Linked DNA regions of Homo sapiens: region 2 is linked to region 1. A link is an interaction called in ENCODE POLR2A ChIA-PET data of the cell type or tissue named here. Cell type or tissue: PC-9. All regions are shown on one strand. Links, peaks and the distances in the headings refer to the core of each region. The heading gives the core; the rest is flanking DNA.

The links. ChIA-PET counts read pairs that join two places held together with the same protein. Peaks named below come from ENCODE experiments on the same cell type or tissue, not always from the same donor. Only the 100,000 strongest peaks of a DNase experiment are listed, where the experiment ranks them.
Region 2: POLR2A ChIA-PET joins it to region 1 with 27 read pairs; 3 of 35 experiments call an interaction of 5 or more read pairs at or near these places.

The regions. Positions count from the first base shown.
Region 1 is chr5:138,380,276-138,388,714 of GRCh38, forward strand. KDM3B (lysine demethylase 3B) reads left to right here. Exons shown (of 24, transcript NM_016604.4): 6 at 1,241-1,315; 7 at 5,747-6,346. Among named protein-coding and RNA genes, the nearest start is that of KDM3B, 32 kb to the left of the region's middle. In PC-9, for the core only: no CTCF peak of the experiment used is centred there; no DNase peak of the experiment used is centred there.
Region 2 is chr5:138,081,549-138,084,048 of GRCh38, forward strand. WNT8A (Wnt family member 8A) reads left to right here and starts at 2,485. Exons shown (of 5, transcript NM_001300939.2): 1 at 2,485-2,500. In PC-9, for the core only: no CTCF peak of the experiment used is centred there; no DNase peak of the experiment used is centred there.

The sequences.
Region 1 (8,439 bases), core at 3,578-6,077:
TGCACCCGGCCAGAATATTATTATATTATATTTATTTATATGATATATATGAGTTATATGATATATAATTTATATGATATATATAATTTATATGCTCTATAATTATATAAGTCACACTTTAGTAACAAATAAGATCATATAGTACATATAGTTATATAATTTACCTTTTTTACTTAATTGTATATAGTGAGCATTTTTGTATGTAAATGTAAAGATCTGTCTCATCCTTTAAAATAGATGCGTTCTTTTCCACTACATGGATATATCATGACTAATCTAAAATTGATAGACATTTAAATCATTGCCAATATTTTCACTAATATGTCACAGTGAACATCCTTGAACATTTTTTACATTATTTATTGGAATAAATTTATATGTATAATTGCTAGGTCAAAGAATATGCACAATAAATTTGAAATTTTCTATCAAATTGCCCCCCACTGAGTTTTTATTCTTTAATAGTAGAATGATTCTTTTTTAAACAGAGTCTCACTGTGTTGCCCAGGCTGGTCTCGAACTCCTGGTCCTCCTGCCTCAGCCTCCCAAAGTGCTGGGGTTACAGGCATGATCCACCATGCCCAGCCTGGAGTGATTTTTTTTTTTTTTTCTTTTTGAGACAGAGATTTGCTTTTGTTGCCCAAGCTGGAGTGCAATGGCACGATCTCGGCTCACTGCAACCTCCGCCTCCCAGGTTCAAGCAATTCTCCTGCCTCAGCCTCCTGATTCGCTGAGATTACAGACACGCCACCACACCCAGCTAATTTTTTGTATTTTTAGTAGAAACAGGGTTTCACCATGTTGGCCAGGCTGGTCTTGAACTGCTGACCTCAGGTGATCCACCCACCTTGGCCTCCCAAAATGCTGAGATTACAGATGTGAACCACCGCACCCAGCCCTAGAGTGATTCTTTTAATGATTATTGGTTCTGAAGGTTTTTTGTTTCATACTATACAGAATAGGACAGTTTTAGAGATACAGGATTCAGAATTAACATCGCTAAAAGACACAGTTGGACATGAATTCACTTCTTTCATTCATTCACTTAAATATTTGAATGCTTACCATATTCTAGACCTGTTGTAGCAGTAAATGAGACAGTAGAGATCTCTGCTCTCATGGAGCTTTCATTCTAGTAGGTGAGTTGAATCAATAAAGAGATAATTACATTGATTAGGAAATTATATAATTATGTCTTTATGGACAAGGCATTAAATATCTTTTTCCCCTCCTACTGTAGAGTGGTGAGATCAAGTCGGTAGATCCCAGACTAATCCATGTGATGCTGATGGATAATTCAGCGCCTCAAAGCGAGGTACAGTAATGGACTGCATTCCTGAGCAGACTCATGAGCTTGCATTATCTTGCTGTGTGTAGATCCCTTATATATGTGTTTTCCATGGATGCCTTTTGAGTTGTTCAGCTTTAGCCACTGTACATTTTTTTGCTCTCTCCACAGTCTGTCTAATTAAGGGGGGATATTCTCAAGAAAGAGACCTAGTTTGAGCAAACCCTTTTAAGCATGACTATGTTCCCTAGTTCTTCTAAAGTGCAAGGCTGGTTTCTTCCTATATTCTGTCAGGACAGGTATATTTGAAAGATATAGTAGTCAGTTAAAAGTGCAATAAGCAGTAGTAATACTCGTGATCTACCAAGTAACAAGAAGTGAAGGATAAACTACGTCCACTTTTTTTTTTTTTCCATTCGGTGGCAGTGAGCTCCAACGGAGTCTGAAATTCTGTATTCCCAAGTAGAATCAATTCAAGCTGGTACCTAGTTCAGTGCTCAGCCCCCAGTGCATTGGTTACTCCATAATTGTTATGAACCAGCCCAACTCTTGGTTTATTCAGAATTAATATAGCCCCAAAAAAGATACATTAAAGCTCTCTGGGCCAGGTGCAGTGGCTCACGCCTGTAATCCCAGCACTTTGGGAGGCCGAGGCAGGCGGATCACCTGAGGTCAGGAATTCAAGACCAGCCTGACCAACGTGGTGAAACGCTGTCTCTACAAAAATACAAAAAAAAAAATAGCCAGGCCTGATGGTGGGTGCCTGTAATCCCAGCTACTCGGGAGGCCGAGGTGGGAGAATCGCTAGAACCTGGGACGTGGAGGTTGCAATGAGCTGAGATCGCACCATTGCACTCCAGCCTGGGTGATAGAGCAAGACTCCGTCTCAAAAAAAAAAGTAAATAAATAAAAATCTCTGCCTGAACCAATCGAGTAATTCTGTGTGAATTTCCTTCAGTTGACCAGCTGTCCACATATTCCTCACAGTATCTTGGCACCTCTGTAATATTGCTGTCGTTGCCACTCCTGCTAAGTATATAGTCTTTCCTCATCTTTATCCAGTCATTCTTGACTTCCTAAAACAAGATCAGAATAGGAAAAGAAAAAAAATTTTTTTTTTTTGAGGCAGGGTCTCGCTATCTTGCCCAGTCTGGTCTCAAACTCTCACCTAAGCCTCCCAAAGTGCTGGGATGACAGGCATGAGCCACTGCACCTGGCCAGGGTTAAATTTAAGAACTGTTTACTACATGTAATATTACCACAAACAGGGTAAGTCTCTTGACTGTGTTTGCATGCCAAAAACACCTGCTACTTTGATCGTGTATTGGTCCCCTTTTTTGTTCCTTTCCTTATTTCATTCCTTCATTAAGCATATATTGTATGCCAGGTACTGTTCAGCTGGCCAAATAGAACTGGGGAGTACTGGTCTCAATGTTGTAGGCTGCTTACTCACGTATGAGTAGCTCACTGTAAGTAGGACTTACATATAAGTTGTTTAGGGACTGGTAGTATGTTGCTGTGAGCCAGGCTCTGCAAGTTGGCTGGATGACTTATAGGTGGGATGTTTGTTTTTGTTTTTTTCTTTTTTTTTTTGAGATGGAGTCTTGCTCTGTCACCCATGCTGGAGTGCAGTGGGGTGATCTTGGCTCACTGCAACCTCCGCCTCCCGGGTTCAAGTGATTCTTCTGTCTCAGCCTCCTGAGTAGCTGGGACTACAGGCGCACACCACCATGCCCAGCTAATTTTTGTATTTTTAGTAGAGACAGGGTTTCACCATATTGACCAGGCTGGTGTCAAACTCCTGACCTCGTGATCCGCCCACCTTGGCCTCCCAAAGTTCTGGGTTTACAGGCGCGAACGAACCACCACGCCTGGTGATCTTTGGTTTTTAGCAGCAGATGTTGGGTCTTCCTTTTTTGGTATTAACATGATATTACTGTTTTCTTTGCTAGCAGAGTCCAATTATTTTTTATAGTTCTGCCAAGTTTTATAGTAACCCTTTTTAGAGATCCATGATCACCTCATCTCCTTTAAGTATGGGTGAATGAACAAGAAAGAACAGAGTTCACTGATTGTGATCTGCAACAGTGAAAACTGGGTGGTGATAGAGATTGAGAAAGAATTTAAAAGCTTTTAAAAATCAAAAGAGGCCGAGGCAGGTGGATCACCTGAGGTCAGAGTTTGAGAACAGCCTGGCCAACATGATGAAACCCTGTCTCTACTAAAAAACACAAAAATTAGCTGGGCGTAGTGGCGGGCACCTGTAATCCCAGCTACTTGGGAGGCTGAGGCAAGAAAATCGCTTGAACACAGGAGGCGGAGGTTGCAGTGAGCTGAGATTGTGCTATTGCACTCCAGCCTGGGTGGCAAGAGCAAAACTCCGTCTCAAAAAAAAAGAAGAAAAAAATCAAGGCCAGGCGCGGTGGCTCACGCCTGTAATCCCAACACTTTGGGAGGCCGAGGCGGCTGGATCACGAGGTCAGGAGATCGAGACCATGGTGAAGCCCCATCTCTACTAAAAATACAAAAAAAATTAGCCGGGCGCGGTGGCGGGCACCTGTAGTCCCAGCTACTCTGGAGGCTGAGGTAGGAGAATGGCGTGAACCTGGGAGGTGGAGCTTGCAGTGAGCCGAGATCGTGCCACTGCACTCCAGCCTGGGTGACAGAGCAAGACTCCGACTTAAAAAAAAAAAAAAAAGTCAAAAGAAAACAACACTTAGCAAACAGATAAAGTTCTTGAATGAAAGGTTTAGAGGCTGGGCGTGGTGGCTCATACCTGTAATCCCAGCACTTTGGGAGGCCGAGGTGGGCAGATCACCTGAGGTCCGGAGTTCGAGACCAGCCTGGCCAACATGGCGAAACCTCATCTCTACTAAAAAAATACAAAAATTAGGCCAGGTGCAGTGGCTCACACTTGTAATTCCAGCACTTTGGGAGGCTGAGGTGGGTAGATTACCTGAGGTCAGGAGTTCAAGACCAACCTGGCCAGCATGGTGAAACCCTGTCTCTACTAAAAATACAAAAAATTAGCTGGGCATGGTGGCAGGCGCCTGTAGTCCCAGCTACTTGGGAGGCTGAGGCAGGAGATTCGCTTGAGCCTAGGAGGCGGAGGTTGTCATGAGCTGAAATCACACCATCGCACTCCAGCCTGCACGACAAGAGCGAAACTCTTGTCTCAAAAAAAAAAAAAAAAAAAAAAAATTAGCCGGATGTGGTGGCACACACCTGTAGTCCCAGCTCCTGGGGAGGCTGAGGCAAGACAGTCACTTGAACCCGTTAGGTGGAGGTTGCAGTGAGCCAAGATTGTGCCACTGCACTCCAGCCTGGGCAACAGAGCAAGACTCCATCTCAGGAAAAAAAAAAAAAAGGAAAGAAAGGTTTAGAAACTTAGATAATATTACCAAAAGTATAGGCAAACAAAAGTTAATCTTGAGCTTTGCATAACAGTTTTTTGTTTTGTTTTGTTTTGTTTTTTGATAAGGAGTTTCCCTCTTGTTGCCCAGGCTGGAGTGCAGTGGCGCAATCTCGGCTCACTGCAACCTTCCCCTCCCGGGTTCAAGTGATTCTCCTGCATCAGCCTCCCCAATAGCTGGGATTACAGAAATGCACCACCATGCCTGGCTGATTTTGTATTTTTAGTAGAGACAGGGTTTCACCATGTTGCCCAGGCTGGTCTCAAACTCCTGACCTCAGGTAGATCCACCCACCTCAGCCTCCCAAAGTGTTGGGATTACAGGCATGAGCCAACACGCCAGGCCTCCTGGGTTCAAGCGATTCCCTTGCCTCAGCCTCCCAAGTTGCTGGGACTACAGGCATACGCCACCACACCCAGCTAATTTTTTATATTTTAGTAGAGATGGGGTTTCACCATGTTGGCCAGGATGGTCTCAATCTCCTGACCTTGTGATCTGCCCGCCTTGGCCTCCCAAACTGCTGGGATTACAGGCGTGAGCCACTGTGCCCAGCCCAGGTTCACTTTTCCTTTGGTCACAGACTCACAAACGTTGGTTTAGTGACTTCTGGTTAGAGAAGATGTCCTATTTCAGTACTTAAAATGCAAGTTTCTTTCAAGCAAGGAGGTAAATATGTAATAAAGTGAGTTATTTCATCAAGGGGTAAATGAGCTCCCACCCTAGCTTTAGCACTCTATTTTGTAAAAGAAACTCAACAAATTGTTAAAACCCTCAAAGAAGTCCATTTAAGGCAGTGTAATGTTTTATTTAAGAGAAAGTTTGCCAAGTGAGTTAACCTCTAGTAACTATTATCTTGAATGTGTGTGTATAAATTGAGTCACACAAAGATTAGAGCTTTTAACAAAGGGGATGTTTTAGAACTGGCATTGGAACTTGGCAGTCTATGCCTGCTTTGTCTGCTTCTAGAGATGGGAAAGAGCTAATGGTGTGTGGTATTCACAGGATGAAAGTTTCCTTGTAATCTTTTTTGAATTTTGTTTTGTAGGGGGGTACGTTAAAAGCAGTAAAATCTTCCAAAGGAAAGAAGAAGAGAGAAAGCATAGAGGGGAAAGATGGCCGGAGGAGGAAAAGTGCTTCGGACTCTGGGTGTGACCCTGCATCAAAGAAATTAAAAGGAGACAGGGGTGAAGTAGACAGTAATGGGAGCGATGGAGGTGAGGCAAGCCGAGGGCCCTGGAAAGGAGGGAATGCCAGTGGAGAGCCAGGGCTGGATCAGAGAGCCAAGCAGCCACCGTCTACATTTGTCCCCCAGATAAACCGCAACATTCGCTTTGCCACTTACACCAAAGAAAACGGCAGGACTCTGGTGGTGCAGGATGAGCCTGTAGGTGGGGACACACCTGCATCTTTCACTCCATATTCTACAGCCACAGGTCAGACACCTTTGGCCCCAGAGGTGGGTGGAGCCGAAAACAAAGAGGCAGGAAAAACACTGGAACAAGTTGGCCAGGGCATAGTGGCTTCCGCAGCTGTGGTCACTACCGCCAGCTCCACCCCAAACACAGTGAGGATCTCAGACACTGGCCTTGCAGCAGGGACTGTGCCAGAAAAACAGAAAGGCAGCCGGTCGCAGGCCTCGGGAGAGGTGAGTTACTTCAGGGGCAGATTTGCAAGATTTGGGTTTACTCTTTCGCCCTCCTTTATTGCTAACATTAAAAAACATTCAAGTGCCCCAGGGAAGGAGTATTTCTGAGATGTGCTTAAATTATACTCTGTGGAAGGCCTTTACTGCTCACTGGGCAAATGTGTATAGTTTAATAACTTTATCAGCTCTTAAAAGGCACCAGAACAGTTGGGTGAATCAAAAACTGATGATACAACCTAATTTAAAGACATGTTAAAGTAGATCTGGTGGGGAATGTTTTAAATTCTATTATCTATTTAGTTCACGTAGTGATCAAGCCTCTGCTAGGCCTATAAGAGGTGAGGTTAATGAATTACAGTATTGGTAATAGTGAATACTATAATTAAGGCTATGTGTGCAAGCTACCATTACCCTGTTTTCAATTCATCATTTTCTATGATATTTTCCCTTGAGGCTGAGTTAATTTCCATCATTTGATATGGCCATGGAAGGTTTTTTCTCCCTATCTTCACCTTTTTAAGCCTTACCTGAAAATTTGATGGATTTCATCACAACAGTATCTGATTTCCTTTGTTCTTTATCTGATATGCATATATTGTTGCTAAAATGGAACCTCTGTTAAATGTAAGTTAACATCAAGTTGTCTCCCTAATCCAAAATATCAAAATCAGTATAATATATTCTTTTTGACTAATTTTGGTCACCAAAATATGATTTATGGTGCTAGTCATCTTTTTTTTCCCCAAACAGCTATTAACTCAAGCTAAAATATGAAATACAGAGATGAAATGCTTAATGATTTTTAAAAATTATATATAGGAAACTACTGTGTGCTGAGTACTGTATATTATATATAAGGAATTGAAACTCCTATTTGAAGGAGCTCACATCCTAAAACGGAATCATTTCAGAAAAAACAATGCCAGACAAAACATGACAAACGTGACTTCTTTCCCTCCCCAACAAGTGCAGATTGTTAATCCCTAGTGTGCAGGGATAGGGAGGGAGAGGAAATGTCCACACAGACGAGGAGAAGGCCTGTAAATGCAAATTTCACACTGTTGATGGTTTGTCCTGTTGGTTGACCAGCATTCCCAAGATAACCAGGTGAGGATCTTATATGGATTTCCAGTGTAAATCATCATAGTGTCTGAATTATTTAAAAACAACTCCATGTTGGCCAGGCACAGTAGCTCACACCTGTAATCCCAGCACTTTGGGAGGCCAAGGCGGGCGGATCACAAGGTCAGGAGATCAAGACCATCCTGGCTAACACGGTGAAACCCCATCTCTACTAAAAATACAAAAAATTAGCCGGGCGTGGCGGCGTGCACCTGTAGTCCCAGCTACTCGGGAGGCTGAGGCAGGAGGATGGCGTGAACCTGGGAGGTGGAGCTTGCAGTGAGCCGAGATTGTGCCACTGCACTCCAGCCTGGGCGACAGAGCAAGACTATGTCTCAAAAAAACAAAACAAAACAAAAACAACTCCATGTCAAAGGCAGTGTGAATGTAAATGGAGCTTACAAAATAGACCAGGTTTTACATGCTATAAAAGAGATCCATTGAATGCTGCTACTCTTAGAGTAGCAAAGCTGAATATATGAAATTCAGATTGAAAGAGTATTTTCTTTTAAACAGGTTGAGGGAATTTCTGTGACTATGACAGTCATGTTGCTGTGTTTCTGTTTGGTTCTTCTTCTAGGATATGATTTAAAAGTATAGAAATGAGCCAGGCATAGTACAGCTCATGCCTGTAATCCTAGCACTTTGGGAGGCCGAGGCGGGCGGATCACGAGGTCAGGAGATCGAGACCATCCTGGCTAACACGGTGAAACCCCGTCTCTACTAAAAATACAAAAAATTAGCTGGGCGTGGTGGCAAGCGCCTGTAGTCTCAGCTACTCGGGAGGCTGAGGCAGGAGAATGGCGTGAACCCGGGAGGCAGAGCTTGCAGTGAGCCAAGAGAGCCAAGATTGTGCCACTGCACTCCAGCCTGGGCAACAGAGCGAGACTCCGTCTTTAAAAAAAAAAAAAAAAAAAAAAAGGCTGGGCTTGGTGGCATGTGTCTGTAATCCTAGCTACCCAGGAGGCTGA
Region 2 (2,500 bases), core at 1-2,500, 300 kb before region 1:
TAAATTAGATTCTTGATTGGGAAAAGTAGGAGACAGAGAAAAGGCCGCTGAGGCTAACTCAGTGGGCTTTTCTCGCTTAACTCAAGTCTGGGACACCTATTTTCCCCAAGCAGAGAGGCCCACAAGCAATCAAAGGAAGAGAGCTTGCGGGGGGCTGGGAGGCAGAGCTTTAGTCCATTAGGACTTTTTGTCCTCATCCTTCTGAAGAAATGAAACAAAAAACTACATACAAAATAAGAGCCCAAATTTCCTCCTAGGTTTAGCATATCTAAAATTGCTCCAAATTGCTATAAAAATTTCTAAACACTTCTATTTTTGTAATTATCTTATGTCAGAAGGACAACAGTCAGTTTGCAGACCGACGCCAAGCCTGGCCCATACTTGGAGTATGCCCTAAAGACACCTGGGGACTCTTTGGCCCCTGGAACTCCTTTGGTGGGGGGATCTCTGAGCTCCACTTCCCACCCAAACCAGGTCCAAAGTTCTGGGAAGTGATCTGGATGTTGTAATGGTCACAGGATGGAGTCAGAACTGTGACTTTCCATCTATGCTTTCCTCTGAACTTCTCTAGACTTCCTTCTCCAGCCTTAGGAAAGAGCTTCAGCAACCAAGAAGGACTTTCCCACCTTTTGTTCTAGTCCCCAAGCATACCTAATGGTGCCCACTAGGGGTCACAGGGTCTTTCGTTTGTTCATCCAGGTGCCTTCTTAAGCTCTAAGAACCGAAAGTGAACCTAAAAGACATTCCTGGCTGGGTGCGGTGGCTCATGCCTGTAATCCCAGCACTTCAGGAGGCCAAAGGCGTGTGGATCACCTGATGTCAGGAGTTTGAGACCAGCCTGGCCAACATAGGGAAACCCTGTCTCTACTAAAAGTACAAAATTAGCTGGACATGGTGGCACATGCCTGTAATCTCAGCTACTGGGGAGGCTGAGGCAGGAGAATCACTTGAACACAGAGGTGGAGGTTGCAGTAAGTTGAGATGGCACACTTGCACTCCAGCCCGGGTGACAAGAGTGAAACTCTGCCTCAAAAAATAAAATAAAATAAGGCTGGGTATGGTGGCTCACGCCTGTAATCCCAGCACTTTGGGAGGCCGAGGCAGGTGGATCACGAGATTAAGAGATCGAGACCATCCCGGCCAACATGGTGAAACCCGTCTCTACTAAAAATACAAAAATTAGCTGGGCATGGTGGCGCACACCTGTAATCCCAGCTACTCCGGAGGCTGAGGCAGGAGAATTGCTCGATCCCAGGAAGTGGAGGTTGCAGTGAGCCGAGATCATGCCACTGCACTCCAGCCTGGCGACAGAGTGAGACTCCATCTCAAAATAAATAAATAAATAAATAAATAAATAAATAAATAAATAAATAAAATAAAATAAAAGACAGATTCCCACCTAAGGAGCTGAAGTCCTAGTAACAAAGTAGTATCAGAAAGAAAGGCATCAGGGCCACGCCCAGTGGCTCATGCCTATAATCCCAGCATTTTGGGAGGCCAAGGTGGGCAGATCACTTGAGCCCAGGAGTTCAAGACCAGGCTGGCCAACTGGCGAAACCCCTTCTCTACTAAAAATACAAAATTTAGCTGGGTGTGGTGGCTGGCACCTGTAGTCTCAGATACTTGGGAGGCTGAGGTAGGAGAATCACTTGAACCCAGGAGGCAGAGGTTGTAGTGAGCTGAGATTGCACCACTGCACTCCAGCCTGGGCGACAGAGCGAGAGACTCTGTCTCAAAAAAAAAAAAAAAAGAGAAAGGCATCAGTCTTCCCAAATATAACCCTGGGTGGCCCTAAGGTTGGTTCTCAGATATATAAAAAATCAACTAACTGGAGTTGTAACCCTCAGATATAAAAGGATAGATTTGCTAGGAATTAAGGAAATTTCCCAGCAGTTGCTAGAATGTGGTGGAAGGGACTGTTGCAGAGATGGACTCTGAAGTGTTCCTGCTCCATAGTCCCACAGCTCCATCACCTCACAGCCTTGAAGGAAGTGGTAGGGATGGCGCACTCACTGGTTTAGGTAAATGAGTAGGAAGCAGCCCCAGATGGAGTTGCTTTATGATTATTAACACCTTGGGGAGGATGGCAGGACAGAGAGTGGGCTCTCACTGACAGATGAGGACACTGTAGCTCCAAGAATAGGTGACCTGCCTTCAGGGTTAAGGACCCAGCCTGCTCTGGCCTACATGATTCTGAGAAATGGGCCAAAGAAGCAGGAAGAGACAAAATTGACATATAGAAGAAAGAAATCTCACGTATAGGAGAAAAGCAGCCTCCTTCTCATTCTGGGAGGGAAGAAGGGCTGGAGGGGCTGGGCAGGGCGGGGCTTTTGGCGAAAACTGAGTCCCTCCTCCCAGATCCCCCACTGGGCCGGTGGCTCCTGCAGCCCTGCCAGTTAGGAACAAATGAGAAGAGCTGCTGATTTCCTCCCTTGGACATTCAGAATTTTCTCACATAAATACTGAGGAAGACCCTGCCCTCTCCTCACTTCTCTGGACT